Regions from separate parts of the Homo sapiens genome. Here regions 1, 3, 4 and 5 are each linked to region 2. Evidence: chromatin loops called from intact Hi-C (ENCODE). Cell type or tissue: dorsolateral prefrontal cortex. All regions are shown on one strand.

Region 1 (5,000 bases), 90 kb before region 2:
AAGATGTGTCGGCTTATATGACTGCAAGAATGGAGTTATTTACTGAGATGGGGACAGGCAGGTTAGAAGATATTTCATTTGTATTATGTTTTAGGTGTCCACTAGATATAAACTAGGTGTTACATATCATCACCCCGACATGCTGTGACTCCTTACTCTGTGCAAATTTCTGTGCAAAAGCTTTCTGACTTCATAGGATGTCTGAATTTGATTAATATTCATCTTTCACACTGGAGTGCAGTTGCATGAGAGCAGTGGCTATTTCGATCTCTCTCTGTGTATTCCTAGCACCAAGCACAGTGCCTGACGAAGTACACACTCAGTGACTAGTGAATGGATGACTGAATGAAAGAGTGAAGAAGTGAGACTTCCCAACAACTCCATACAGAACTGGACCAACTGCTTCCACAGCTCATCTTGGTCAAGTCTGATTCCCATAGGTGGCATGACCGATGGAGATGCCCCTGGCATCAATGCCTCCTCTTTCCCTTTGGTCCAGGTCACACCTTCAATTCAAGGTTCCTAAATGCTGATATTATTTTACTGTTACAAAATTTAGGAGAATATGAAAAAAATACATTTTCTTCATAATATTATAGATTAATTTCCTCAATTTTATGCCACTATGGTGGCCTGATCTTAAATTTTCCATACAGGTCTACTTGAAAATTTACTCTAGGGTTCTTTTGTGATCTCACTCAACCTGCCAGACCATCCTAGCTCTACAGTTTGCACCCCCAACATCATACTCTGAAACCCTCTCATCCTTGCGCTAGCTTTATTTGTAGTCAGAGTAGTTTGTGGTCTATATTTCAGCGCAAGGAAAACTCTACTATCCATTTTCTAAGGCACAAGTTGATCTTATGCTTAAGAGTCCAGCACAAAGACGAATTTCTCTGCATTGACTTTCCCTTTTCATGAGCTCTTCAATAAAATGGGTTAACAAATGAAGCCGTTACTTTCAATTAATATTTATTCAAAACAGAATGATCTCTATGTGACTAGCTGCACCTGGGAAGGAAGGTTAACATAAGGGCATTTATATTAAAAGTCAGGAGTGGAGTCCTGAAGGGTCAATGTGAGAGCAACAAGGTTGACCTCACCATTTCCCCAGTTGGTAACCCTACATAAGATATAGGTATTAGGCAGTACACAGTGTGATTCCTGGTGTTTTTTTTTAAAAAAGTTCATCTTGCTATTTAGAGGCAAAGACATGGGAGTCAAGTCATCATCCATGGTTGACACACTGGCCAGCCTTTATTTAAAGAATAAAAAGGGTTACATGGTCAACTAAGTTAGGAACCTTCTGCTTATCATCTTTCTCTTGCATATTTACAATGGACATGAGCAGCTTAGATGCAGGGAGAAGCTTTAGATTTTAGAACACTGCTTAACCTTGTTTAATATAACATTTTTACAAACTTATTTTTATTTGTCGCTAAATGTCTTTAGAAACATGGCATTCTGTAGAAGATAATTTATAAGAGGCTGAACTAACTTGCTCTACTCAGAAGTTAATAGCATGAAAGGAAGGAAGCTGCCTCATATACCGAAGAGTGTAGTCTTTGACCAGGTTCAAAGACATGGGTTCAATTCCCCACTAACCTACTTAATGGCTTTGTGGCCTCAGGTGAGTTACTAAACCTTTTTGTGCATCTATAAATTGAAATTCTATATTGGTTTTTAAATCTAAGTATTTTACATCTAATGCATGTAAAATATCTTTATATGTAATACATATTATCCACGTTTTTATAATCTGGGCTCACCTTTGCACCTTTGTCCTTTCTAGGACTCTGTTTCACCCTTGGTCATCATCCCTGGTTTAGAGTAGCCAGATGTAGTAGATAAGAGCAGGAGCATTGGATTAAGATACACTTGAATTCAATTTTTCATTCTGCCATTTACTAGCTGTGTGGTCCTGGGCAAGTTACTTGAACTCTACGGGCCTTAGTTTCTTTATCTGTGAAACAGAACTGCAGGGAGGATCAAAATAGTTAAAGCACATGGAGTGACCAGCAGGGGGCCTACTTCAGAGTAAATGGCACAGAAAAAAAGCTGTCCCAGGATTCTGGTTTTTCATTTCCTGTCACCACACTTTTAATCTCTGGCTTGGCTGTGATCTCTTGACTTAATCCCATTGCTAAGCACATTTGATCCTGGGAGCCAACGTTCCTGACAGTGGAGTCCAACAAATCCCTTTTCCATTTCCATTCCCAAACAGTAGCTTCCTCCCTGGGGCAACTGGTGCTTATAATTTACTTCCAGATCCCTGGCCCAGCTGCAGGGAAAAAGAACAGACAACGATTTCTCTTCCCACAGCCTCCCACGCATTAGTTTTCCCTGCATGTCTGACGTTTGACTTCTAAGTGCCCTCTGGCTGTGATTACTCAGGCAAACTGAAGTGGACAGATGGAACAATTATTTGGAAAGCACAACCAATGGAAAGCAAAACAAAAAGACAGAGAAAGGAAACCCTGTACCCAACCCTGCAGTTGAGAGGAAAGAGTTTATTGGTTTAAATTATTCTTATTGCCTGCTGGCATCGATTGTATTTTCTAGGTAATTGGTCAGCTCTCCCCATTCGTCTGTCTCTGTAGAGAAATGATCTTTTCTTAGATATCGGCACTCCAGGTAGCCCTCTCTTGAAGGAATGGATGTGTTTGGGCAAGGCTTGTCTAAAAGCAAAATTTTAAAGTGACTCTGATCAATTCATTAGCTTTCATGATAAACACAAAAGATGTTATATTAATGGGAGGAAATGGATCTCTGAATATAAGAAATCAAACTTTAGAAGAAAGCATACTTTCAAAATCAAGTGTTTGAAAAATTTCTGAGAAAACTAGAATTAATGTTTCACAGTTCTGGAATCAAACTGCCTGATTCCATTTCTGGCTCCATCGCATTTTTTTTTTCTGTGCAAACTAGTATCAATATAAATTATTTAGCCTCCGAGTTTGTTTCCTGGTCCCTTCATTAGAGATAATAGCAGTACTTACTCATAGAGTAACGATTAAATGAAATAGCTGTGTGTATGTAGGACTTAGTAGCTGCCTGCTACATAGTAAATTCCCAGTAAATGGTGGCAGTTATTAATAAGTTATTAATCATAGCCTTATGTTTCAGGCTATAAAAGTTAAAGATGGAAAAACTGGAACCCCAGATGATGGCAGCTCAGGGCCTCTGTGGGGTTTCAGCTCTTATTTTTCTGGTTCAATTCATAGACTGCTGCAGCTTCCAACTCCTGGAGCACATTTCTGTTCAGTGAGAGGTGCCTGTGTGTAGAAGACCATCACATAGTATTTGAAGTTCGTTCATTTTTCACAAATATGGCGAGAATCTGATTCAATGCCAGCTGAACAATGAGTGTAGATTTGCTGTGGAAGTGACAGGCCCTAATTGGATCTTCAATGCTGAAACAGCTGTCTGGGTAGAGGAGCTGGGCAGGGGGCACATGCTTTGGCCTTCCCTCGGTGCCATCCTGCCTGAGTTTAGGGGGCTATGCTGCATAACTTAAGGTCATGTGAATTGTGTTTCAAACTTTCTTCCATTCTAGAATAGAAATCAAAGGCAGACTTTGATGGCTTATAGCCTAAATTGTTCTCACCCATGCAACAGGGTCAGCCACTGTGTAACAGAGGTCAAAGACTTTTCCTGAAAGATAATAAAAAATATTAGTAGTAACTACCACATGTTGAGTATCTATCAGGTACCCGTCTAGATGTTTTACCAGAATTATCTTATTTAATTCCTAAAACGACTTTCTGAGGGAGGAATTCTTATTAAGTCTACTTTTTAGATGAAAAAACAGGCACAAAGGAGTTGAGCAATTTGACCAGATCACACAGCTAGTGGCTGGTAGTCTGGATTTGAATCCAGGCCTTTGGATTCCAAAATCAGAAAGCTTAATTAACCACTCTGTTATCTTTTATGAGAATTAGTTTCCATGTGGGACAAGTTGAAACACCTGTTTTTCTGGAAAGTGCTTTGCCATGGTGTAGGGCCACACAACCAATCCATGAGAGCCTGCAATAAAATCCAGACTAACCCCAGCTCTGTCCTAAATAACAATGAGGAAGATGATTGATATTTAACAGAGGTAACAACAACAATTTAGTGAACAAGTTCTATACACCAGGTACCATGCTCAGCACTTGAAAATTCACACAACTAACCCTCACCGAAACTGCAGCTCTGGCGACTAATAAGCCTACATTTGCATCTAACTCTGCCACTTAGCAGCTGTGGAATTTTCAGTACGCATTTAGATTCATTCATTCTCTCTCTCTCTCTCTCTCTCATTTTCCTCATTTAAAAAGACAAAATTTGGTGTCGGAATTAAATGAGATAATGTGTGATAGATACACGGTGCCCAGAAGATGCCAGGCCTCAATAAATGTTGGCATCACTATTATCTCTTTTCTACAATATGAAGAAATACAGTCTCTCCGAGAAAGTGGATGAACTGAGCCTTCATGTCTGGCAACATCTGTTTGTAAAATCTGGGTCAGTTTCAATCCAAAGCTGAATGACTTTTTCCACCTGACCCATGGCTTTCACACATGGCCACCTGTCAGAAACAACTGGAAAACGTGTTTAAAATCTAGAGTATTTGCGCCCATCCCGGGTGATTCTGACACAGCAGGAGTGGACTTTTCAGCTGTGCTGTTGCAGGGCCCAGTTGGGGTCCACTGCTCTGGCTCTGGCCACCACCTTGGTCTCAGGGTCCCATCTCCCCTGTTCCACCTAAGGGAGTGTGGGAGTGTATCTATTATCAGTGACTGCAGAGAACCCTCTGACTTAGCCTGGGCTGCCATTACAAAATATCATAGACTGGGTGGCTGAAACAACAGAAATTTATTTTATCACAGTTCTGGAAGCTAGCTGGAGTCCAAGTTCAAGGTGCCAGCATGGTCAGTTTCTGGTGAGGTCACCCTCTTACTCTATGCTCACTTGACAGGTCAGGGGTGGGGAAGCAAGCTCTCTGATGTCTCTTTTTA
Region 2 (5,000 bases):
CCTCCAACTCCCGGGTTCAGGTGATTCTTCTGCCTCAGCCTCCCAAGTAGCTGGGATTACAGGCACATGCCACCACACCCAGTTAACTTTTTGTATTTTTCATACAGATGGGGTTTCACCATGTTGGCAAGGATGGTCTCGATCTCCTGACCTCATGATCCACCTGCCTTGGCCTCCCAAAGTGCTGGGATTACAGAAATGAGCCACCCCGCCCAGCCGACAATTTTTTTTTTTTAATTTTTAAGTTTAAAGAAAAACTTTTAGAAAAATGAGAGGTTTTCTTCTATATATTTTACTAAGTTTTGCTCCCCTCACATATAGCACTTTCAAGTCCCTGGCATTGTTTAAGTATAGTGCAAAGTAGGAATCTAACTTTATTGTCTTTATTGTGAATACCTAGTTGACTTAGCACTTACACAACAAATATTCTTAAGGTGGTCATTGTCAATTTTTGGAATATTAGCTAAAACATCTTAGAAATGTCTTTTCAGGGGAGGCAAAGCTCTTTAAAATTTGATGCCACCCAGTTTTTCAGTGCAGAAAAAATTTCCTAAACACGATACAAAGAACACAGTTCAAAAACAAAAAAGAGAGTCAGCATATTAAACTACATCAACAGGTTCAATTAGCAAAATGAAAAGAGCTATAGACTAGAAGTATACATTTATCACCCATTTATTTGACAAAGGACTAGTATCTAGGACATATAAGGAATTTTTATAAATCAATAAAAAGAATAAACAAAAAACCCCAACACAACAGAAACATGGGAAACGTTTTTGAACAGGCCAGTTGCGGAAGAGAAAACCAGGTAAACTTGTTTAAAAAATGCTAAATTTCTTAGCAATCAGGATACTCATGTTAAAAAACATGATCAAAATGCAGTATGCACATAAAAGGGTTAAAAGGGTACATACACATCTGATATTATGCCTTTTTTTTTTTTTACCATAATGATAAAACACACACACGCTGAAAAGCAGTATCACACTCACCAGAATGGCAAAGACTAGAAGTCCGTGGGTACCAAATATTTTCAAGGACAAGAGCAGGTCCTTCATGTACCCATCATGCACTGCTAATAGGAATGTACATTAGTACAGCTGCCTTGGTACAGTACACATTTGTTTTGTTTAATGGACAATTTTGGGGGCCTTGAGGCTTTGAATATGGGTTATGGTTTTTTAATCTGGAGCAAGATCTCAGATTACAGAGTGAATAACACATGGGATTCAAATGGCTGTATTCAGAGATAAAGCAGAGGGCCAGAAAAGCATCAATCCCCCAGGACCAAGCGTAGGCCAGGAGGTCTGGATATGTGGACAGAGGAACAGAGCAGAAAGGGTCACAACAAAGGAGGAGAGAATCACCAAGGCTCTCTTCAGCCTGACTGTAGCACTCCATAAAAGTGTCTGCAGCCTCCCCTGGGGGTGGGAGGTAATAAGGATACTGAGTCAATTTCAAGCAATCAGCAAATCCCTTTAAACTAGATCCAGAATTTATATACCTCCATGTTGAAGAAGGAAGAGTCAGTATTCTCCAAGGTCTCACAGCCAGAAAGCTGTGCTACCAGGATTCACAGCTATGCTTCGCTTTCAGCTTCAATACTGGTCATTTTGTTTCAAAAACTAATCCTGCCTATTATTCCTCTTCTCTTTCAGAATGAATAAGAAAATTAACCATCCAATAGGCATTGAGTGGAATCTTGGTTATAAGACTGTGAAAAATAAATATAGCTCAAGACACTGTCTGTTTTAGTCTCAAGGCTCTTGACTTATGAAGTGGCTGGGCACTATTTATTTAAACATCAATATGTTTTGTTTCATGATTTCTCTCTCCCTTCCATGAAGATAGCCAGGCCCTTTGTGTTTCCTTTTCCTAGGAATTTTTGCAAAGGTAAAGTAGAGGTCGCTGAGGACAGCTCTCCTCTATTCCCTCCCTCCCCATTCTCTCTTCTTCCTTCTTTCTCCTTTGAGTGAAAATTTGGGCTTTTATCGTATTAGTCTGTTCTCATGCTGCTAATAAAGACATACCCCAAACTGGGTTATTTTATTTTGTTTTTGAGACAGAGTCTTGCTTTGTCACCCAGGCTGGAGTGCAGCGGCACGATTTTGGCTCACTGTAACTTCTGCCTCCTGGTTCAAGTGATTCTCCCACCTCAGCCTCCCAAGTAGTTGGGACTACTACAGCCAGAGAAAGGCTATCGTCTCTAATACATCTTTGCTGCTGTTGATCAAAGGCTTCCTGACTCGGAGACATACCTGGAGAAACAGGGGCCTAGACTCCCAACACAGGCAAGGGTCCTTCAGGCAAGAAACACAGCAGCAGGTGCTTGATCTCAGGAGACCAGACAGGCTTGGACAATGGACATCCCTCGGTACCCAGTGTGGACAGAGGCTCCCAGAACAGGCACCTTCTGGACTCTTTGGCACCTTTGTAATTGGGGTGGGGAGAGTTGGGGGGGCGGAGCTTCAATAATGACAGAGTACACTTCTCATCAATCTGGCAGGATGGGAACTTAGTCACAGTTTGATTTATGAACAACAAATGTAACATTTCTTGCACCCCCTTGTTCGTACCGTGTTAAGACTCGTACCGACTTTTACACTAGAAGTGGTAGATTGTGAGAGTCGAAGTAATCCCTAAAACTTGCCCAGCCTCATCATTTCATTGTCAAAATCAATCTGATGCCGCAAGCGGAGTGATTCCGAAGGTTGGAGGGTCACTAATGCAGGAACACACAGTAAGCAAGTATCCTGGCATTTTATCCAGCAATGTCTCCACGGCTCACGTTGCTGGTTGAAAAAGAATAGTGTCCTGAAAAGCTGGGGAATCTCAAGGCATTTTAAAATGAAAAACAAGATAAAACAAAACAACGATAGAAATGAAGCTATGAAGGCGCGGCCAAGTAACGCTCAGAGCTGTTGATTTCAGAATCAAACTCTGACTTAGACTGCCCCCTGGTGGATAGAAATAAAAGTGTCTCTGCTCTGCAAAGGGAGCTCGTAACAGATGAAAGAAATGCGAAAATCCTTCTGTTCAAATTCAGGTCATCCTTTAGAGGCTTTAAACCCTTTAATTAATATGACGCTATGACTGCTATCACAAGGAAATGGTAAAGTGTAGATGTTAACATGGGCTTTTAACAAAACTGCAGGTTAGGTCCCAGCTCTGGAACTCTGAAGTTACCCCCATCTCTCTGAGACTCATTTTCCCCCACTGTAAAATGGGCACAATAATAAGACGTTCCTTATAGGGTTGTTTTGAGGACTAAAGAAAAAAAATCTATGTAAGAGTCCTTAGAAAAGTGCTGGGTGTGTAAGAGCTCAATATAGAAACTCTTCTTCTTCTCATTGTTGCCATTTATTGCCATCGTGATAACTTTGTGAAAAATACTAATATGCACATGAAGTCTTCATAATTGGGAAAATTATCAAGGAACATGATGATGTGCATTTTCCGTATATTCTATTACTTCTGTAAGAAGTTTCTGTATATTTACCTTAATGTTTTCTGCATATTTACAGAAAGTTTACAGTTATGTCACCTAACAACAGGGATATGTTTAAAGAAATGTGTCTTTAGATTTCAACACTGTATGAATATCCTAGAATGTGCTTACACAAACCTAAATGGCATAGCTTACTACACACCCAGGCTATCTGATATTGCCTATTGCTCCTGGGCTTCAAACCTATAGCAGGGGTGTCCAACCATTTGGCTTCCCTGGGCCACACCAGAAAAAGAAGAATTGTCTTGGGCCACACATAAAATACACTAACAATAGATAAAAAGATTTTAAAAATCACAAAAAAAAACCTCATAATGTTTTAAGAAAGTTTATGAATTTGTGTTGGGCCGCATTCAGAACTGTTCTGGGCTGCAGGCAGCCCATGGGCCACGGGTTGGACCAGCTTGTTAAGCAGCGTGTTACTGCATTGAATACCATGGGCAATTGTAACACGATGGGTTTGTGTGGCTAAATATACCTAAACATAGAAAAGGTGCAGCAAAAATACAGTATTATAATCTTATGGGAACCTTCTTGTATATGGGTTATATATTTTTGTCATTGACTAAACTGTCATTATGCAGTGCATGGCTGTGTACCATTTCTGTATATTTAACTTGGCTTTCTGTATATTTACCTAAATGTTCATTCTCCACTTATAAAAACACCCTAAAAATTCTCTTACTATTGATTTTTACTTCTGTCCTTTTTTCATTCAATAAGAGTGGAATAAAAACTGAAACAGAAGTGTCAACTTGTTTTAGGCCTTATTTGTAAGGAGAGAATGACTAATTTAAAGACTATCCAGAAAACCACCACTTATGCTGCAGCATCTGTTGTATAGAGGCATTAATAAGCCTTTGTCTTCATGTCAGTTAGCTATTATTGTGTAAAAGCCAACTCACAAGTTAGTGGCTTAGAACAATAATGACTTCTTACTTGTCCTGATTCCAGGGGTTGCTTATTAATTCCTCTGGTCCATCGATCTCAGATGGCCTTGCTTGCATAGCTGGGCCCTCCCTCCACATGGTCACTCATCCTCCAATAGGCTACTTTGGGCTTATCATATGGTGGCCAAGAATTTCCACCAGCAAGACAGGGCAGCAGGCCCCAACCCCCAAGCACTTGATTACTACACATTTGCCAATACCCCATTAGCCAAGGCAAGTTACATGGCCAAGCCCAGGTTCACAGGATGGAGAGATGGGCCCCCATCTTGTTTGGAGGAGCAGCAAAATCATATTGCAAAGGAGGGTGCATGCAAGCATAGGGGAAATTAGTGGCAATTTTTATTTTTGCAAACTACCACACTTCCTGAGTTTCAGGCTCTGATAAAACACGGGGGATATGAGCCAGACAATAACAACAAAAGCCTAAATAATAGCAGCTGACATCCATGGAGTGCCTTCCATGAGTCTCATGCTTCATGCCTATGTGAACCAGGCTACTACTGAAGGCCAGAGAAGATTTTTAAGAAGGAGGCTATGGC
Region 3 (5,000 bases), 220 kb before region 2:
CGGAGTAGGGATCTGGAGGGTGAAGTGAGGTTTTTTCTCTCTTTCCCCTTCTCCTGTCTTGCTCTCTGCCTCACCACTCACTGGCTCCTACCTGAACTTCCAGGTTAGTCCTCCACTCACACTTGGAATTTCTTATCCTTTTGCCCTGCAGAACACTTAATTGAACATATTGTGTTAGTTGAGCATTTCTTTGGGGTCCCAAGTTTTTCCCCAAGGGGTTTATCAGCAATTATTCTGAACATATACGGCACCTTCAATTTCCTGTCTTCATTTTTTTTCCCATAGATAATGTTATTATCCCAATTTTTACTAATGTTATTATCCCCATTTTAAGAAGTCTGAAGGTCAATTAGAGTAACTTGCCAAAAGTCACACTGCTAACACCTTGCACAGCCTAAATTCAAATCCATATTGGTCTGACTTCTAAAATTCTGGCTTTGTTTAATGACATTAACTCCCTAACTCATTGTATTAAACTCTTACTATCTGTGCTAATTTCTCAAATATTGTATAAAAGGAGTTGTCCTCTAAAAAGAACAATTGTAACAGCTTGACCTTTCAGGTCTCATTCAGAAGGTTCTTACAAAGACAGCTCTCTATTATGAATAATTTACCCTTCTCAAGGCTGAATTTCCTCTGATGATACTTGACCTTCTCCAGGCATGTAGGCCATCCAAATGTAGCCCTTAAGTCAGCTGGACACTGGGGTTCAAAGATAGTTTTGCCTTGTCCATTGCTCAGTGAAGCCATTCCTAAGTATGCTCCCCAAAACATTTATCCTATTATCCTCTTAAACATGAGATTCCACGGCTAAATACGTCAGAAAACTGAGAAAACAAAAATTAAGTTGGTGTTTCCCAGTTGCATTCCATTAAACACTGTTGTGTGAGCTGTTCATAGATCTGACAGTCAAAGAAAAAAATGAAAAAACAGTTTGAGGTTAAACAATTTTGGCAAAATATAAATACTCTAATTCCCTTTTGGGAGATTTATGATAAACATTAGCATATTAACGCTTCTGGCATGTCCTGCTAAATAGTTTGACTTGGTGCTTCGCAGATTTTTTAACCTTAGGATATTTTTTTTATCTTGCAGGACCAGCCCGCAACAGCCCACTCTAGAAAAGCTTCTGGTTTAAGTTCTCAGCTCCTGTATTTATTTTTATTTTTATTTTTATTTTTATACGGAGTCTTGCTCTGTCACCCAGACTGGAGTGCAGTGGCATGATCTTGGCTCACTGCAAGCTTTGCCTCCCAGGTTCATGCCATTTTCCTGCCTCAGCTTCCCGAGTAGCTGGGACTACAGGCTCCCGCCACCACGCCAGGCTAAGTTTTTGTATTTTTAGTAGAGACAGGGTTTCACCGTGTTAGCCAGGATGGTCTCGATTTCCTGACCTCGTGATCCACCTGCCTCCGCCTCCCAAAGTGCTGGGATTACAGGTGTGAGCCACCGCACCTGACCGGCATCTCCTATATTTTTAAGGGAGTTGACAAAGGGTCCTCTTTTGGGAATCTGGGCCTGGTCCTGCCATCTATTATTTGGGTGACTGTGAACAAGTCACTCCTCTCTGGGGCTCAGTTTTCCCATCTGTAAAATGAAGATAATATACCATTTGTCTCTAACTTTCCTTCCAATTCTAGCATACCATCACCTAAACATATGGAATTGATGGGGCTACACACCAGAACATCATGACAAACTGTGTGTTTATATTTTCTTAATCTCATCCTCTTAATTGAGGCCCAGAGAGGAATAACTTACTCACAGTCACTCAGTTAGTTTGATGGCAGAATCAGGCTTAGATTCCCAAAAGAAAATCATCCACCAACTCCCTTCAAAATATATAAGATGAAAATTTAAGCCATATGTTTGTTTCCTCCAGAAATAAAATAATAATATTTTTCAAGCTATAGAATTCTTATACATACACATAATTTGTCCCTATCTGCCAGTACATCATAGAAGGTATTCCCCAGAATCACACTATCATTTACTTGTTCAGAACGTTGAGGTTTTCTCTGATTAGCCAGTTTTCAGGATAATGGGAAAGTGCAGAGAGTGGTTCAGGTGAACTGCAGTGGGACCTCAGGCAAGCAACTTTCCCTCTCTGTGACTTGTTTTTTTAATCCGTGAAAAAGAAAATAATGACAGTGTGCCCTCCATTCCTCTAAGATACCTTGTCAGAACTGTCAGTCATAGTCAGAAAACTCTGCTGCTATATGCCTGCCCTGTCCTGAGGTATCAGCAGAAGTGTCGCTGGCCCCGCTTGCTTTGCGTCAGCTTCCAGGTGAGTGCTGCATAAATCCTCCATTTGGTAGTATGAATGCTAGTATTATAAGTACAAATATAATGCCCTAATATCAGAGATAATTTACTTTGCACTAATGCACTTATCTTGATAATAATTCTTCTTAAAATCCATAGCAGGAAAGCATGATGGTTAATAGCTAGGCTCTGACATCCGATACCAGGTTTGAACCCAGCACTGTTACTTACCAGCTGTGCATCCAGGCAAAGTGTTACTCGCTGATCCTCAGATCCTTCATCTATAAAGTGGGAATCGTACGACTCACTGCAAAGCTGGTACAGCAATGCAATGCAATAATGTTTGTAAAGCTCTTTGTACATTCCCCAGGCATACAATATGTGGTCGGTTATGGCAATTAAAAACATTATCTATTTCAGACATAAAATGCAAGGAGATTGAGAAGAAAATTGTCACCATACCAAAGCCAGGAATTGGAATCCTGTACACCCATTAGAAAGGAAAACCGTAGTTGGTGTTCTTAGCTAATGGTCCTTTGGCTGCCTGCGATATTAGTGTTGGCCAGAGGCTCGTTAATGTTGTCATTGTTTATTATTGAACACTGCCACCTAGTGGATGAATTGGTCACATGCAGGTAAGGAAATCACGGAGGTTATGTCAGGTCACCTGGTCACACATGGAAGAGGCTGTTGTGTCCATCTTGTCCACACTGATTTCAGCTTGTTGACTTGCAGCCATGCCCAGGGAGATACTGGGGTGTTCCTGCTTATGTAGACTCCCCTCTATCTTCGCGCAGTTGTCAAACTGACACAAAGACCTGAGAACTGTATTCTTACACTGCGGCTATGTGAGCAGAGCCAAAGATCGGCCTCCTCTGACATGACCTAAGGCCCCTCCCTCAACACTCTAATCCATCATACCATTTTATTTTATGCAAAAGCATATCGTTGTCTGAAAACATTACTTTCTTTCTGTTTCCCATCCCCTTCTCTTGCCCCTAACTAGAACGGAAGGCAGCCAAGTGTGGGGCCATGTGAGCCTTATTCCTTTACGTATCCCTCGTACCTAACACTGGGCCTGGCACAGCGTAGGAGCACAAAAATATGTGTAGCCTATAGCATAAAAAATCAATGACAATGCCAATAATCACTGCTGTTATTGTTTATGGTTCCTACTTTTTGCCGGGCACAGAGCTAAGGTCTGTACATAGATCACCTCATTTAATCTCTATAATCAGCCTGCTTAGTGGGGGTAATGTCACCACCCACATAGGATCAGTAATTTCTAGGGCTTAGAATTGATCTTTCAATTTCAACAAGCATGGTTCCCCTTTGCTCAGTATTATAATGCCATACCTTATTTAATCCTCTCTTTTGAAATCCTTCTTATAGTTTCACCTATTTTACAGATTTGAAAGCTGAGTCTCATAGAAGTGAAGCAATTTGCTGAAAGTCACTCAGTTCAGGTTTAAAACCCAGGTCTTGTCTAATTCCAAAGGCCCTGCTGTTTTCACTGCAACATACTGCCCTCTATTAGATACATGGATAAAAAAGGGCTTTCTTAATTCGGTCCTGGAAACCCAGGCCTGAGTTTTGGTTAAGCCTTTGTAAGAAGCCTTTCTCCCAAGCTAAATCTCATATTGGTTTTTCTTGTAGCCAGGTCTTTATTGGTTTCTAGATGTCTCCTCCACGTTCACTTCAAAGACAAAAATTAGCTACAATTTATTGAAGATTTTATTATGTGCCAGGCAGGGTTCAAATGATCTCATTTAATCCTTATAACAGCCCTGTAAAATAGGTTCCATTGATATTATTCCTATTTTATAAATGAGGACACTGAGGGACAGAGAAGTTAAGTAATTTCCCCATGGTTACCTGGATTCTAAACCAGAGCGCTGGTTTGAACCTAGGCAGGCAGTTTCCTTCCAGGATACACTCCTAAGCACCAGTGGCCATCCTAGGGGACTATATCCAGGACATTTCCTTTGCTGACATCAGGTAAGGGAAGGCCCTCAGAAAACCTCAGGGGCAGCCCCACTCAGTAAAGCACTTCCCAGAATGTTTAAGCTCAGAAACTGTGCTGAAGTCAGAATACATAGAGATGCCAGGCATCCTGCAGCTAGCCCTCCTCCCTCCCGGTTTGCAGTCCCAGCCTACGGTTACTCTTCAATTAGTTTCCATCTGTGGCAGCAGCAATTCCCTAGGGGTACATGGGCCAAAAAGAGAGACCGACTCAGCCAAGAACCAGAAATATCCTCACTGCAGCAAACAAGCTAGTGATGGAAAAGAGGAAAATTTTCCCTTCAAGGTCTGGACATTTCTCAAAGACAGCCCACTCAGCTTATATAAGCCGCATGCACCACTAAAGGAACACAACCAAGGCCCCATGAATCTAGAACAATCTTGCCAATTACGTGTTAATTGAAAGTTATGTAGAGGCCATCCACATGCCCTTGGGGAAACTTGACACTGTACTTATTGAATTGTCTGTTCTGGATCACTGACCTGGGCAAAGGGGCTCAGGCAACACTCAAAGGACAGTGGCAAAGTCATTCCACATTCCATGGGTATCAGTTCAGAGTTTCCACCCTTTTTTGAACCTTTCCTCCAAATAAATAGGCAGTGATGGTGTTTAGGGACATTCTGGGCTTCCTTGTATTCATTAGTTCATGTTTTCATATATTTATGTACTTGTAAATTGACAAATCTTGTCTTGAATATACATTTGCTAAGTA
Region 4 (5,000 bases), 650 kb before region 2:
CCACTGCACTCCAGCCTGGGTGACAGAGAGAGGCTCTGTGTCAGAAAAAAAAAAAAAAAAAAAAAGAAGTGAAATTGGTGGATTGAAGTTGATGCACGTTTAAAAGATGTATTAAAAATGCCTCTTGGCTGGGTGAGGTGGCTCACGCCTGTAATCCCAGCACTTTCGGAGGCTGAGGCGGGTAGATCACCTGAGGTCAGGAGTTCGAGACCAGCCTGACCAATATGGTGAAATCCCATCTCTACTAAAAATACAAAAATTAGTCGGGCATAGTGGCGTGCACCTGTAGTCCCAGCTACTTGGGAGGCTGAGACAGGAGAGTTGCTTGAACCCAGGTGGCGGAGGTTGCAGTGAGCCAAGATTGCACCACTGCACTCCAGCCTGGGTGACAGAGACTCCTTAAAAGAAAAAAAAAAAAAAGCCTCTCAACTGGCTATAGCGTTTTACACCCGCTCTCTCCCCATCAGTGTATGACAGGTCTGTCTTACTAACTTTGCCTGTACTTAATATTACATTACTATGAAGTTTTAAACACTTTATACTGGCTCCAAAGAAACGCCTGCTGAGACATAAGAGTTTGCCACCGGACCCATAAGTTCATTTTTAACGTAAAACTTCAAACATCCTGTCTATGAATTAACTTTATCATTAACTTTGCTTCTAATTTAAATGTAACAGTCTATTTTACAGTCACAGCTTGATTATCACTGGAACAGGATTTGTGTCCATCAGAGAGAACTGTGTGCTGCGGGCCTATGACTAAGCACTGATATTTACTGAGGGCTTACTGTAGGCCAACACCCTTACATGCTATGCTCTTTCCATTGTTATTATTGATCTCCTTAATAACTATGTGCTATTTTCCCCATTCCCAGAGACAGAAACTGACACATGAGAGAGGTTAAGTAAATTGTCCAGGTTGCACAGGCAGAAAATGGTAGAGCTGGGATTCAGACGCAGCTAACCAAGGTCTCTTTACCACTCTGAAATACTGTATCTGCCTATAGTATTTCAATGTGAGACACACAAACCATTACTGAGTCTCTCCACATGCAAAGAATGCTAATGACTAGCTGTGTGTATGCTGAGAATAGGGAGGGGGACAAAGGGACAAACAAAGGAGGTGAAGATCTTAGCGTGGCCCAGTGATTGCCTTCCAGGTCTAACTCCTCTCTGGTGAGAGAGTGTGCATGACTCGCTCTGTACTGGCTGTAACATCTTCTACCAATAATGACCTTCCATGTTGTAATGAAAACTATGTGTAATGGGAATTCCTGGGGTGAAAGGATCCTCTTGCATGGAATGAAGTAGGTTGGGTCAATTTATGGGGAAGCCACCATCTGCAAAAGCCTTCTAACTCAGCTCCCTCCTTTCACTTTTGTTCTACTTGACAGCCAGAGTGATCTTCAGAAACTAATGTCCCTAAGTTCTTATTTTTTTTTTTTTTTTAGATGGCCTCTCACTCTTGTTGCCCAGGCTGGAGTGCAATGATGCAATCTCAGCTCACTGCAACCTCCATCTCTTTGGGTTCAAGTGATTGTCCTGACTCAGCCTCTGAGTAGCTGGGATTACAGGCACCTGCCACCATGCCTGGCTAATTTTTGTATTTTTAGTAGAGACGGGGTTTTACCATGTTGACCAGGCTGGTCTCGAACTCCTGACCTCAGGTGATCCATTTGCCTTGGCCTCCCAAAGTGCTGGGATTACAGGCATGAGCCACTGAGCCTGGCTATGTCCCTAAGTTCTAATGACGCTCACCCTCTCGCTGGAATATGCTGGTACTTTTTCCCACTTTAGAGTCTTTGCATTTGCTCTTTCTCCAGAATGTTCTTCCTGGAGACTTCATGGCAGCCTTCCAGTCACATGCAGGTGCTGGCTTAACTTTTCCCTCAGAGTGGTGGTCCCTCAAATGTTCCTGTTATTGCAGCTAAAGTCACCCAGCCACTCTTCTGTTGTCCCCTTTTAGTCTCTTCACAGCACGCGCCTAAACGTTCTTGCTTGTTATGTCCATGTTTCACATGCCTGCTACACCAGGACACGAGCACATGGGCTCCTCTAGGCAGAGCCCTTGTCTTGTTCACGTTGGTGTTCCTGCCCAGGACAGAGCCTGGCATCAATGCGTGGGGCTCCGGCAGATAAAGGCTTAGTTTACTTGTAAGTTTGTTCCTTAAACTCTGATTGTCATTTACACTGTAAAGGAAAAGTAATAATATGTATTATAATAAAGAACTATTAAATGCTAAACATTGTGCTAGCTACTTGACCTATATGATCTTACACAAAGCTCACAATTCCCATTGTGCAGATGAAGAAACTGAGGTAATTAGTGTAGTCAGAACTTGAGCCTAGATTGTCCCTCTAAAGCTCTTGTCCTTCTCACTGCCCTAGAATTCAGTGTTGCTAGCAATTTTCTACTCCTGGGATGCGATAGAGTCGGGTTCTTTAAAGATCCACGGGCAAATAGTTCCCTACATAAAAAATATAGGGGTGGAGTGAGGTAGGGGGTGGTGTTATCAAGCCAAATGCCTTCAAGAAACCCTGGATGCAGTCTTACCCCACCATTGGTAAAATGAAATGACTCCCTTCTTCTTGGTGTTTGGGTTGTAGTTAATCTGATATTTATTTCAACCTTTTACAGGAATAAAAATAAGAAAGCAGTCACACATTTTGTTGGTATCTTTAGAGTGGGCGGCATGGCATCTGCCCTGCTTGGCTCCTGGCTTACCCTGTTTTGCCACTAAGTACATTTTCCTAGGCCGGCCCCTCTTGGCAGGAGATCACACATGTGTTATGTTGGTGTATTTAAAAAGTGGGTAATTCATTTGTTAAATGAATACGGCAATTATTAATTTCAATTTATCCTGTTTATTGGGAACAGCTGTTCATTAACATTTATTTAACTGCTAATTTTAGAGCCAAACTAATTACCTCAAATACACAGCGCAGTGGTGTCCTGTATAGAGGAGCGCTCGCTCTAACTGCCCTGTGTGCCAGAATAACTAGCTGGCCCTCGTGGGTGCCGTTCTGCAGGTGACCAGGTGGGGGCTCACCTCAACCGGAGATCGGACTGCAGGCTGCAAACAGGTCCGTGGGGCACAAATCTATCTACAAAGTATCTTAAGGCCAGAGTGGCAAATTGTCCCCAGGGGCCAGGAAAGTCGTAAAAATGAATGAAATGGGAAGGTGAAAGAACTTGCACCGCCTCACAGGTCTATCTTTGTTCTATTACTTTTGATCAGCATAAAGTTATAAGAATCTTTCTTTACAGCAAGAAAGACGATTTCAAGCATGATGATAAATATCATTGTCCCTAACCCTGAGTTTCCAGAAGACACTGTTGGATTCTTTAAAGATCCATGAGCAAATAGTTCTCTAAATAAAAAATATAGGCGTGGAGTAGGGTGGGGGGTGGTGTCATCAAGCCAAATGCTTCCAATAAACGCTTGGTACAACCTTATGGCACCCTTGGTAAAATGAAATGACTCCCTTCTTCTTGGTGTTTGGGTTGTAGTCAGTTAGCTGTTTATTTTTTACAGGAGTAGAAATCTACCTTTTACAGGAAAATAGGTGGGCACAGTAGCAAACTGGAGAGCACACAGTTGGAAGGGGGTCTGGGGGGTCAGTTGGGGTCAGGATGGGGGGTAAGGACATGAGGATTGGGAGCTGCCTCTTAGAGGAGTCAGTTGTTGTCAGCTGGGAAGCTGGGGCCCTTTAATTTTTCAAGGGAAACCAAATACATGGATTTTTATGTGGAATTTCCTAAATTTTAGATATTAGCTCAAATTTTATTTATTTATTTTTTTACATAGGGACTTGCTCTGTCACCCAGGTTGGAGTGTAGTGGCATGATCATGGCTTACCTTGACCTTCTGGGCTCATGGGATCCTCCTGCCTCAGCCTCCTGAGTAGCTGGGATTACAGTTGTGGACCACGACGCCTAATTTATTTATTTATTTATTTATTTTTTGTAAATACAGGATCTTGTTTTGTTGCCCAGGCTGGTCTCTAACTCCTGGGCTCAAGCAATCCTCTTGCCTCAGTCTCCCAAAGTGCCTGATAATGGGTATGAGCCACCACGCCTGGCTTAGCTCAAATTGTAAAAGTATACTGTGTAGAATAGCAAAATACACCTGTGGCTTGAGGCCTGCCCATTTGCAGCTGCTAAATTAAAAGTTTTCTCTGTGGGTAATACTCAGGTGGCTGGTGAATAGACATGTCTTCTGAGGCCAAATCTAATTTATTTGGCTTTCAATCATTGTTTTTTTTTTTTTTTTTTGGTCTAGACAACTGTCTCTCTTACTAAAAAAATTAATGTTAAGCAAAATTCTTAACATTTCCGTGCTTCATTTTCCTTATTTTTAAAATGAAAGAGTTGGATTTTGTTTGCTTACTATTAATCTACAACTTTAATAGGACTTAAAACTATACAAGAAACACAAAACTTACAGGGGACATTAAAGTGGTAAAGCAATTTTTATGTAGGAGCCGTTTTATTAAATACTTTGGATCTTTTATTTTTTTTCCTCTCTTAAGGGCAAATCCCTTCTTCTATAGACAAGACCATTGTCAAAATGCAGATCCCAGGTCCCCACAAGTCTGAGCCTGTATGGTTGGCATCTGGTGGTAGGCACCCCAGTGACCCTGATGCAGAGGGGCCTGGAGCACACTTTGAGGATTTGTGCTAGATTTTGCTTGTTGGCACTCAACATCTGTTTCCATCGCTCTCTGTGTCCCCAGACTCCTCCATCACAGGGACCAGAAGTCTGAAAACCTACACTCCCCTGACCCTTTGGCCACTAGGATTCTAGATGCAACTTAGATTCTGGCAAGTAGGAGCCCTTGAGATTTTGAAGGTAGAAGGAAGACAAAGGCCTTTTTTTTTTTTTTTTTTCCTGAGATTTTGTGCTGCTGATATGTGTGAGTGCTGGCAGCAGCTGGGCTCCAGGTTCATTCTGTGTTATTTAGCTTCATGGTGTGGGGAAGCTGTGGCTTCAGCAGTG
Region 5 (5,000 bases), 110 kb before region 2:
TCTTTTAGGTGACATAAAATGGGATTGATAATTTTCTATCTGTCTTCATAGGGGCTTTAGAAGGATCTTTTGTAAGGCTCTATTTGACAATTCATCTCAAAAATAGATGAGTTTATATACAAATATAATTTTAGATTCAGTAATCCCACTACTGATTCTATATTTAAATAATAAAATCAGTACATAGAAGAGAAATCTGCTCTCCCATGTTTATTGCAGCTCTAGTCACAATAGGCAAATTATGAACTCAACCTAAGTGTTCATAAACAGATGAATAGATACATACAGTGATATATATATATATATAATATGTGATATAAAATGGGATATATAATATATATAATATACACACAAACACACACACATTTTATATATATACATATATATATATATATATATATATACATGTGCAATGGAATATTACTCAGCCATAAAAAAGAATAAAATCCTGTCATGTGGCAACATGGATAAACCTGAAAGGCATTATTAACATAGTTCACTTAATAGTGAAATAAGCCAGGCACAGACAGACAAATACCACATGTTCTCAGTCATATCAGGAACCTAAAAAAGTTGATCTCATAGAAGTAGAGAATAGTGAATAGTGGTTACCAGAGGCCTGGGAGGGTGGTAGGAAGATGGAAAGAGATTAGTCAATAAGTATAAAGTCATAGATCTGAGGAATAAGTTTTGTTCTATAGCACAGTAGGGTGACTATGGTTAACAATATCATATGGTATCTCTCAAAACAGCTAGGAGAGAGGATTTTGAATCTTCTCACCACAAATAAATGATAAATATATGAGGTAATGGATATGCTAATCATCTTGGTTTGATATCATTACACAATATACACATATCAAAACATCACACTGTACCTTATAAATATGTGCAATCGTATCAATTTCTTTTAAATATAATTTTATATGGATTTATTTATTAATTTTAGTGTGTTTTCTCCCACTTTGTAAACATAGAGTATTTGGTTTTTGGTCACCCACTATTAGATTCTCTACAAAGGAATTATAGCAAGATTTTAAATAAACTGCCTCTTTCAAATTCCTCAGATTAATCTTTGCTTGAATTACTTTTTACTCAGAATTGAAGTGCTGCAGAATGACCTGAAGTTCACATGCATTTATGCATGTTAGTTTGAGTATAGTGTTCAATCCTGTCAACTGTTCACTTCATCATTCTTTAAAACTAGTTTTAGACCTGTGTTATACCACATCTGGAATCTAAACCTACCATCAAAGCAGCAAAATCTGTTTCAGGCAAGCCCTACTGCATTCTGCTAGAAGAGCTAAACCGTGATTTAAAATACCCAGAAGTGCTATTCTAGTTCCTTCCAATTGCCTATCATCCAGTGTTTTGTAACGCAGACACCCTTAGGGAGAGTCATGGAGGTCTCCAAGCCCAGGCTTATAAAAGAAGAAAATAAAGAAAATTAAAAAGTTCTTCAGGAGGAGGAAAACTAATGCATTATCCCAGGTAAAGGGCCCTGGAATAGGAAAGTCTCCTGAGAACCAGAAAGGCAATTATATGCTAAGATTGGGATTCAATGTTCTCGTAAGTCATATGACTAGACTTGACTTCTTCAGTCTCCCTCTGCACTTCATGTATTGCCAATGGTCCTCCACATAGAATGAAAGGGAGAGAATTATGGCTGAAAGTCTTAAAATGTCTGGACTCAGAATTCTACAGCGCTGACAGATCATCCTGAAACAAGGCTTGCCTAGTTTAGCCTCTGTCTCTGCAAATCTACTTTACTGAAAGTTCATTTCAGTGCCGCTCATTGGTAGGAATAAAATAAATTTCAACAGAAAAAAAAAACAGGAGAGAAAGAAGTTATTAAATCCATTTCTAGCCTAGAATGCAATTTTGGGGTGTGTGGGGACTTAGATTCATGAAAGTAAAGATGAAAGTTTTTAATTTTGAAATCAGCACAAACTCCCAAGGAGGCAAGGAAAAGGGCATGGGGATTTCTCCTACCTTCTGTGGTTCCAATCTCGATAGTGCCTTTCACTTGGCTGAAGCACCATAGTGTGTCCTGGGTGAGTGTCCCAATTCCTGAAAACAACACAAGGAGACACTTCAGGTTAGGTAAGAGCTCCCAGTTGTTCTTAAGAGACCAACAAGAAAAGAAATATATAGCAGAATCTATGCATTTCTAAAAGGAGACTTGCACACCAGGTATCATCTCGTCAGAGAAGAGACCCTAGTGAGTCCTGAGAGGACGGTCAGTCTGCAAGTACCACGTCCTGCTGTGAATCACTGCTCTGTCTCCTCCGTTTGACCAGGCCAGGACCAGTTTGAACTGGAGCAATTGGAGTTTGTCCCTTCTCAGGCCCTGGCAGCGTCCTGGAGTGGTTACGAAGGACTTGCAGTCATCCCCTGTGTGACTGGCCCTTTTCACGGGAATACTAATGCTTTTGATTGTTTTCCTTCTGTGATGGTGGGGAAGAGAATGAGGCAGTTCGTTAAGGGGTGAGAGGAAAAGAAAGGCAACATTTTTTTTTTAAACTGGGCTTCACAGCTTGCATGGTTGAGCGGCCAGTAAGGGGTCAGATACCCAGAGCACTTCCATCTCTCTTGTTCACTTCTTGACTGCTTGCCAAAGTCAGGCTGACTGCAGAGTAGGGAAAAACAAAAAAAAAACAAGGCTGGGGATGGGGCGGGGTGGCTCACACAGAGTTTGGGAGTCAGTTTCTGACAAATGTGGCCTATTTTGTTCCAAGGTTATTTTTGTTTCAGATCCAGTTGGACATTTGATGGGGCTAAATGTTCTGGGTAATAGTGACTCCTGGTTTCTACAAATATATGTAGCCAATACTAATGAATATATCAATACATATATTAAGAGATATTCTAATTCCTTTACATATTCAAAAGAGTCCTTTACAGAACACTTCTGGATAGCAGGGGTGCCAGTTTTCTTCTCAACAGCATGAACATTCCCCTTCAATTCAACTAGGTTTCAAAATTCAAGAGAATATTGCAGAATCAAATTTTGGGAGATGGTATGAATTTAAGAATGATTAAATTCAGTAGGAAAAAAACCACAAAGTTTCAAAAACAAATTGACCTTTAAAAATGCACAGGGATCTGAGTAGTCATTTTCATTGTCAGCCATAGATTTTTATTGAATTCCTATACGGAAACCTTCATCTGCTTAGCCACACGAGAGGAGCATTGCCTCTCATATGCTCTTCTCAGTGTTGTTGACGGGTTATCTGATGGAAGTAGTATAGAGTCATCATTAAAAGTAGAGACTTTGCAATTAGGCAGGGTTTATAGTTGGGCTCTGACTTGGGACAAGTTTCTAAGCATAATGAGACAGTTTCCTCATCTTAAATGGCAATAATAATGGTACCCATCTCTCAGAGTTGTGGATGTTGAATATGATTAGCACAGTCAAGAAACTTAATAATGGATATTAGTAGTAGTAAAGATTGATTCTAAAGTGTTTCATACTAAAAAAAAAAAAGAAGAACATTGGCTGAGAAAATTTCAGGCACTGTGGTAAGCACTTGACTTAGAGTAACTCCATTCTTACATAAATCATGGGGAGGGCATTATTATCATCCCCACTTTACAGGGGAGGAAACTGAGACTCAGGAATTTTTGGTAACTCCCTCAAGGACACACCTAGCGCATGGCTAGGTTGAGATTTCAATCAAGCCTGTCTGACTTGCAGTATTCCCAGTGTGTAGAGGTTGGATACCCATTTGACAGTTTGGGCCCTTTAGCCCAGTAAGGCTTCACAGCAAGAATCTCATTTGGAAGGCTGAGCTGGAATACAGTTTCAGATATCAAGTAGTAAAGTATCAATGTCTCCTTTGAGATGACACAGGGCTAAAACTTCCTAATAAAATTAGCACCTAGAAGGGGAGAAGGAAGGCCTTTAGCAGCATTTATTAGTGCATAGACAGACACACCCACAGTGCTGATCCTTGCTTATACTTTCTGTTCTGGCCTTGGATTCCAGCATCAGACATTCTTTGACAGGTTCTTACCCTACCTTGTGAGTTGTCAGTGACCCTCTCTACACTGAGTCAATTCTGCTGTTGAGATCTGAGACACATCTGTCTTAGGGAACATTAGCTATAGATGAGATTTCTCCCCAGTTTTTGTCCTGGCACAGTTCCTATATCAATAGTTATGATTCTGGATGTAGATGCTGTTTCTATTTTCACTAAACATGTACTTTAAAGCAAGCAGACATATGCAACTCTGAAACACATACATGCATACATACAAACCTAGGCATATTTAAATATGAGCCTATGTCTAGATATTTGTACTACTTCAGAGAATTTTAGCTCTAGGAGGAACCTGGCTTATGTGTGAAATTAATTTATTTCACATCTGAAAAACCCAAATCATGGAAGTTACTGACTTGGTGAATTCACTAGGAATAATGTGACCAATTCACATACCAATGCCAGTTCCTGATGTTTACTCATAGATAGGGTTGCCCAGAGGCATAAGCTCGTTGATGAGAGTTGGTTGATTACTGTGAGGGTTCCAGGCAGCCAAGATATTGTCAGTGTTTTTGTCCAAGGCAGGCTTCCACTGGACCCAATTTCTGTCTCCCACCAATATTATTGCCAAATGAGGGAATTAGTGATGCAAAGAAAGTTTGGACCATGCCATTTCTTTCCTAAAAGTGCTAAGCAGCCGCTGAAAACACAAATGCCTGGATGGATTAGGATGTAAATGAGACAAGCTGTCCAGGTGTCAGATATTCAGTGATTTGACACTTGATCTCAGTCTGTGATCATCTCAAAAGTGGCAGGAATGAAGGAACTGGAGGATTCAGGCTTTGCCTGAAGGTCAGCAGCTATTCAGCTCCAGCTAAATGTTGCCATGAAAAATTTCAGCCCAGTGTGACCAGATTGGCTGATATTTTTCAGAAGAGGCCAGAAATCTGGATTATTATGTGAATAATCCAAATGTTCAAATAACTCCAAATTTTTTAATGTTATCAGTAAGTTCAA

What was found. Peaks named below come from ENCODE experiments on the same cell type or tissue, not always from the same donor. Only the 100,000 strongest peaks of a DNase experiment are listed, where the experiment ranks them.
Region 1: it touches region 2 in a loop (4-fold over the local background); 33 of 110 quality-filtered maps call a loop at or near these places.
Region 3: a loop joins it to region 2, with 10 times the contacts of the local background. A loop is called at or near these places in 38 of 110 quality-filtered maps.
Region 4: it touches region 2 in a loop (5-fold over the local background); 87 of 110 quality-filtered maps call a loop at or near these places.
Region 5: it touches region 2 in a loop (4-fold over the local background); 30 of 110 quality-filtered maps call a loop at or near these places.

What each region holds. Positions count from the first base shown.
Region 1 is chr5:147,096,318-147,101,317 of GRCh38, forward strand. No RefSeq gene overlaps it. Among named protein-coding and RNA genes, the nearest start is that of STK32A-AS1, 140 kb to the right of the region's middle. In dorsolateral prefrontal cortex, CTCF peaks have their summits at 2,021 (motif pointing right) and 2,220; a DNase peak (open chromatin) is centred at 2,032; H3K4me3 peaks cover 1,006 bases; H3K27ac peaks cover 2,101 bases.
Region 2 is chr5:147,186,051-147,191,050 of GRCh38, forward strand. The region is part of intron 2 of STK32A-AS1 (STK32A antisense RNA 1); the gene reads right to left. Among named protein-coding and RNA genes, the nearest start is that of STK32A-AS1, 46 kb to the right of the region's middle. In dorsolateral prefrontal cortex, CTCF peaks have their summits at 1,437, 2,974 (motif pointing left), 3,180 and 4,345; a DNase peak (open chromatin) is centred at 2,931; H3K4me3 peaks cover 842 bases; H3K27ac peaks cover 563 bases.
Region 3 is chr5:146,963,364-146,968,363 of GRCh38, forward strand. It overlaps a transcript of PPP2R2B not described here. Among named protein-coding and RNA genes, the nearest start is that of PPP2R2B-IT1, 46 kb to the left of the region's middle. In dorsolateral prefrontal cortex, CTCF peaks have their summits at 2,876 (motif pointing left) and 3,087; DNase peaks (open chromatin) are centred at 2,888 and 4,438; H3K27ac peaks cover 2,855 bases.
Region 4 is chr5:146,539,400-146,544,399 of GRCh38, forward strand. No RefSeq gene overlaps it. Among named protein-coding and RNA genes, the nearest start is that of PPP2R2B-AS2, 21 kb to the right of the region's middle. RefSeq lists an enhancer at 1,232-1,732. In dorsolateral prefrontal cortex, CTCF peaks have their summits at 3,037 and 3,240; DNase peaks (open chromatin) are centred at 2,736 and 3,032.
Region 5 is chr5:147,079,067-147,084,066 of GRCh38, forward strand. It overlaps a transcript of PPP2R2B not described here. Among named protein-coding and RNA genes, the nearest start is that of STK32A-AS1, 150 kb to the right of the region's middle. In dorsolateral prefrontal cortex, a CTCF peak has its summit at 2,561; a DNase peak (open chromatin) is centred at 2,345; H3K4me3 peaks cover 3,005 bases; H3K27ac peaks cover 5,000 bases.